Linked DNA regions of Homo sapiens: region 1 is linked to region 2. A link is an interaction called in ENCODE POLR2A ChIA-PET data of the cell type or tissue named here. Cell type or tissue: OCI-LY7. All regions are shown on one strand. Each heading gives the region's core, and the rest is flanking DNA. Links, peaks and the distances in the headings are about the cores only. Region 1 overlaps SPECC1L (sperm antigen with calponin homology and coiled-coil domains 1 like). Region 2 overlaps ADORA2A-AS1 (ADORA2A antisense RNA 1).

The links. ChIA-PET counts read pairs that join two places held together with the same protein. Peaks named below come from ENCODE experiments on the same cell type or tissue, not always from the same donor. Only the 100,000 strongest peaks of a DNase experiment are listed, where the experiment ranks them.
Region 1: POLR2A ChIA-PET joins it to region 2 with 6 read pairs; 2 of 35 experiments call an interaction of 5 or more read pairs at or near these places.

Annotation. Positions count from the first base shown.
Region 1 is chr22:24,339,373-24,342,287 of GRCh38, forward strand. The region is part of intron 10 of SPECC1L (sperm antigen with calponin homology and coiled-coil domains 1 like); the gene reads left to right. The region is part of intron 10 of SPECC1L-ADORA2A (SPECC1L-ADORA2A readthrough (NMD candidate)); the gene reads left to right. Among named protein-coding and RNA genes, the nearest start is that of SPECC1L, 70 kb to the left of the region's middle. RefSeq lists an enhancer at 1-296. In OCI-LY7, for the core only: no CTCF peak of the experiment used is centred there; no DNase peak of the experiment used is centred there.
Region 2 is chr22:24,449,331-24,452,245 of GRCh38, forward strand. The region is part of intron 3 of ADORA2A-AS1 (ADORA2A antisense RNA 1); the gene reads right to left. Among named protein-coding and RNA genes, the nearest start is that of ADORA2A, 23 kb to the left of the region's middle. In OCI-LY7, for the core only: no CTCF peak of the experiment used is centred there; a DNase peak (open chromatin) is centred at 1,531; H3K4me3 peaks cover 461 bases.

The sequences.
Region 1 (2,915 bases), core at 211-2,710, 110 kb before region 2:
TCATGAGGGCTGTTTTGTAACAGGTCCGGCACAGGTCATTATTGATACATTAGAAACAAGTTTTAAAAGTTGCTCCTCCGTGCCATTGTGGAATGCAGATGAGAAGCGGGGCAGAGGGCTATTCAGTAGTGCTCAAGAGGCCGCTCATTGTGCATTTTATTCAGCCGCTTTTGGACAGTATAGTTGAGGCGGAGTATTTCCACATAGGTGAGAGTAGCCAAAGGAAACATTGCCTAAACCCCATTATCCTGTGATAAAGGGTAGCCCTGGCTGCACCTCTTCCCTAAAATAATGGTGTTGGGGAGCATTTTCGAGTTGAGACATTTGTGCTGTGTTTACTAGTGTGCTCCCTCCGCATTTATATTGTGAGTTCGTGGCTTTGCATTTGCATGTATATACAAGATGTTATGTCCTTTTTTTTTTACCCCGAAACGGGGTCTCCCTCTGTCACCCAGATTGGAGTGTAGTTGCATGATCTCGGCTCACTGCACAACCTCTGCCTCCCAGGCCCAACCAGTCCTCCCACCTCAGCCTCCCAAGTAGCTGGGACCACAGGCGTGCACCACCATGCCTGGCTGTTTTCTGTGTTTTTGGTAAAGACAGGGTTCTGCCACGTTGCCCAGGCTGGTCTTGAGCTCCTGAGCTCAGGTAATCCACCTGCCTGGTCCTCCCAAAGTGCTGGGATTACAGACATGAGCTACCACGCCTGACATTATGTCGTAATTTAAAAAGAAGGGAAGGGAATACTGTTCCACCAATTTAATGACCTTTTTTTTTTTTTTTTTTTTTTTTTTGAGACGGAGTCTCACTCTGTTGCCCAGGCTGGAATGAAATGGCATGATTTCGGCTCACTGCAACCTCCACCTCCTGGGTTCAAGTGATTCTCATGCCTCAGCCTCCAAGTAGCCAGGATTACAGGTGTGCACCACCACACCCAGCTAATTTTTGTATTTTTAGTAGAGACGGTTTTAACCACGTTGGCCAAGCTGGTCTCAAATTCCTGACCTCAAGCAATCTGCCCTCTTCAGCCTTCCAAAGTGCTGGGATTACAGGCGTGAGCCACTGTGCGCAGCTGATTTAATGCTTTTTTTATGTGCTCTCTATTAATCAAACTTCATCTAAAATTCTGAAAATATAGATAAAAGCAAAATAAAGATGCCAAATGTAATAAACTTCAAATAAGATGAACTTTAAGTGGTGTTTATCAGTTGACGTTTAATGTATGAGGCATCACTTTGTAAATCTTTGTAAAGATAGGAGGTGAAAAATATTTCTACAAGTTGCAAAAAACTAATACTTATGAGCTACATTCAGTAGCTTTTTAGTACATGATTAGTTAGTACAGTGCGTCTCAAACCTAATCGTATATAAAAATCATGTGGAGAGTTTTTAAACAGGTAAAATTCCCAGACCTCATCCTGGTAAACCATAATCTCTGGGGACTGGGGCCTAAGCTTGGGATTGTTAGTTTTTCAAAACTCCCTGGGTAGGAATTCTACTTCTAGCTATGTGGGAGTAACAGGCTGGATTATTCTGCCATCACAAACAACGATTAATAGAAAGATGGACAAAATATAAGAAACAATTATTTTCAGACATTGTACGTAACTGTGATCCCTGAACAAAAATTTTAAAATGAGGTAAGTCCTACTGTGGCCCACAGTCTTTTCCTGGAGGCAATTTCCAGGTGGTGGTGCAGGGAAGATGAACCTACATGGAGCAGGGAAGAGAAAACCAATTGGATCTGAGTAGACACAAATCAACATTCAAGGAGAAGGCGACTGCTCGAATTTGCAGGGCAGATACTGGGAGGAGGGAGCTGCATAGAGAAAGGAGTATAGAAATCTGCGTAGGCATCCCTTTGAGTCTTTTCCTGAATACCAACCTGCACCTGCATTGGGTGAAACCCCACAAGGATAATTTTCCAGGAACAGCCCCGCAAGAATAATTTTCCAGGAACAATTTCCAGGAACAGGGAGCTATCACACAAACACTTCTGGTAGCTCACCTAGGGCAGGAAATCATTTGAGTTCCCACCAGCCGCTGTGGAGACACCTCTTTGAATAGATGGCATTCATTATAGACTCCTAAAGGACCACACCTGAAAGTATCATAGAACTAAATACCCTCAGAGTAAATAGTATTCTAGATCTGCCGTAAAAGATCTTTAAAAATAAGATGCAGAAGGACCAAGGAGATCCTTAAGTAGCTATAGTAGGCAGCCTCTAAAATGTTCCCCAGCGATCCCCCATTGGTGGTAGTTGCTCCTTGTGTAATTTGCTCCTGTTGAGTGTTGGCTGCAGCTCGTGATTTGCTTCCAGTGAATATGGCAAAGCAAAAGAAGTGGTGGGATAAGGTTATCACTGCTAAAATCGTTACAAAAAGCTTTGCTTCTGCCTTGAATGTTCCTCTTGCTATCACTTAGAGCCACCTACTCCAGGGAATCCCAGTTCCCATGTTGTGAGCCAGCCCTGCAGAGAGGCCCACATTAGGAAGTGTGGGAACAGATCTTCTGAAGCTTGCCAGCAGCCATGTAGATGAGCTTGGAAGCAGATCTTCGATCCTCGAGATAACTGCAGCCCTGCTGACAACCTGATTGCCTCCTCGTGCTAGACCTTGAACCAGAGGCACTCCGCTAAGCTTTCTGACCCACAGAAACTATGAGATCATAAATGGATTGTTTTAAGCCACTAAAGATTTGAAGTAATTTGTCATGCAGCATAGGTAACTAATACAGTAGTGTACTTATTTGCCAAAGTAATAATTTTTAAAGGAATACAGCAAAATATAAGACTCCATCATAATCTGGCATGCAATAAAAAATTACTAGACAATGAAGAAGCAGGAAAATGTCACCTATAACCAGGGGAAAAATCAGTCAATAGATGCAGACCTAGAACGGATAGAAATGATAG
Region 2 (2,915 bases), core at 203-2,702:
AAAGGCATCAAAGAGGCCCAGAGTCCTGTATTAACAGAATACACCCCAAGGCCAAAAATTCCTCCTTAGATGACAGCAGTATTACCCCAAGTGAAGGACATTTGCCATCTGGGGAGGGTACCATGATGATTTATTGGGTCAACATGTGGACATCCAGCAGAGAAGCCTGGAGGGGCTGAGACATAGGGTAGAGAAGGCATCCTGCAGCCCAGGGTTAAGCAAACTCTGCCAACTTTACAAAATGCTCTCACCCAAGGAGTGCCAGAGGGTGAAGCTGGGGAGGGTCCTCATCCACTTCCTCCATCCTACCCCATACTTCCTGTGGCCACTTCTTACTTCCCTAATCCTATTAGTAGGAGCTCTTCTCCTTATCTTCCCAAATCCAATCTATTGCATTCTGTTAATTCTTTCTGAACATCTTTGGAATCTGTTCCATCCACTCTACCCCTCAGTAACCCCTCAAAGTCATGGTCTTGGCGGAGGCACTATCATCTCTACCAACCTGAATACACTCCAAACAGACCTCTTTGTTGATCTCTTTTACCGCAATCTATTCAGCCCAAGCAGTCAGATTAATATCTCCAAAGCACAGCATCAGCCATGTCCCTCCCTTGCTCCAAAACATTTAGTGGACCCTAAATATGCAGCAGATCAAGTCCACCTTCTTTCTGTGGCCATTCAAGGACACAGCTTTGCCCTCCAGCCTGTCTCTGACCACCCACTTTCCTACCCACTACCCTGCTCCTCACTGTGCCAAACTGAACTGTCTACCATCCTCTTACCCCATTCCCTGCCTTTGTCTCTCAGGCAGGCCACTTTGCCTGGGATGCTGTCACTCCCCTACTTTAGACAATTCCCATGCTTCAGGGACCACCTGAAGAGCCGTCTCTTCCATGAAGATGGAGGGAGACTTTGCTGAAATCCTCTTTTCCCCTTCCTGAGCGCCTTTAGATGCATGCCTGTCCCACGCACCAGAAGTTTGTTACCTGCTTCTGATGACATCTCTTCTGCTGCTAAGTTATGACTTAACGCCTGAATAATGTGCTGGTTTTCACCAGTGTATGTTCTATTTTCCTACCAAGACTATAAATTTGAATCCCAGAGAGAGGAGTGGGGATGGTATCTCCTCCATCCTAGGGCGAAGCATAGCAACACTTGGTAAGGCACACTGACTGGGTCGAGAGACCTGGGTTTTAGTTCTCTGCTGCCATTAACTGGTCATGTGACTTTGGGTTTCCTTCCCTGCAAAATGATGAAGCAGTGGATACATATCGCTTCCAGCTCTGGTATTCTCTGAGTCTATTTGACTGTGGGCTGACCCACCCAGCTCTAGGCCTGGCTAGGGAAGGAGCAAGGGAGGCTATGGACAAGCCCAGGGAGAGAGAGAGGGAGAGGGAGATGGGGAGCTAATAGCTCTGGAGGAAGGAAGGACATGCTGGGCTAATGGGATAATTGGATAATCCTCAGAGCTAGGGGCTGCCAGGCTGGGGCCAGCTGTTAGAAGCAGACACAAATAGCACAAGCAAAACAAGGGCGCTGATGCAGGAAGCAGCTTGCTGAGAGATATGGAGGAAGGTGGGTGGTGGCCAGAGGGTGGGGGAGGGGACAAAGAGAAACTGGAGCCCCTTTCTGTTGAAATTTTGAGGACAGGATCTTAAGGTCTTGTACTCTGACCCCATTTAGAAAGACTGCATTTAAGGATCCTGGCCTTCTATATACCAAAGAACATTCTTAGAGACCAGTGGTTTATCTTGGCCTCCACAGTGTCCTGGCCACCAAGGACCTTTAAGGACCATAAAGCCCTCATCTTTGCCCATTGAGGGTTATCTGTAAATGGGGCATCCATTTGACATGCCTGTGAAAATATTGCTGGACTCTTACAAAATATTAATTTTAGATACATGACTCAGTGGGTCCCTTCATTTCAGGCAGATAAGTGGTTCTGTCAGTGGGGTTGGGCACAGAACAAAAGAAATTTTGGAGGGGTCTAGGACCCAACTCTGCTAGGTCACATAAGTCATGACCTCAGTGACTGGACCTCAGTTAGCCCATCTATAAAATGGGGACAATAAGCATTACCCTCCCTGCAAGGCTGTTGTGGAGATAAAATGAGATCATGAATGGGAAAGTAATTTGAAATGCAAGTGCTTTGCCAAGCACTTTAGTCCCAACTCTGTTTCTAATTTTGTATGATTTTAGAAAGGCTATTTCCTTTCTCTGAGTTCCAGTGTCTTCCACTATAAGATGATGAGATCAGACTAGATGCTCTTTAAATTCCCTTCTAATTCTAATGACTCTAATTCTTATTAAAAATAGTATATTTACATTTGTATACCCTATAAGGACAGTATGAGAAAAGAAAATTAGAGGCCAATTTTATTAATGAACATAGATATAAAATACTAAAGATTAGCAAGCCATATCTAGCAATGTACAAAAAAATATATAAATCATTATCCAGTAGGGTTTATCCCAGGAATGCAAGGATGGTTTCACATCAGATAATCATTCAATATCATTCATATTAATAAGTTAAAGAACACTAAAGGAGAATCTCAACAGATGCAGAAAATGCATTTGATTTAAAAAAGTCAACACCCAATCATAGAAAAAACTGTTAGCAAACTAGAAATATAAAAACATTTTCTTAACTCAATAAAGTATATTTTTCAACATCTCACTGAACACACCATAGTCAATGGTGAAATAGAAGCCTTCTCTTTCGGTCAGGCACGGTGGCTCATGTCTGTAATCCCAGCACATTGGGAGGCTGAGGTGGGCAGATCACGAGGTCAGGAGTTCAAGACCAGCCTGGCCAACATGGTGAAACCCCATCTCCACTAAAGAATACAAAAATTAGCTGGTTGTGGTGGCACATACCTGTAATCCCAGCTACACGGGAGCCTGAGGCAGGA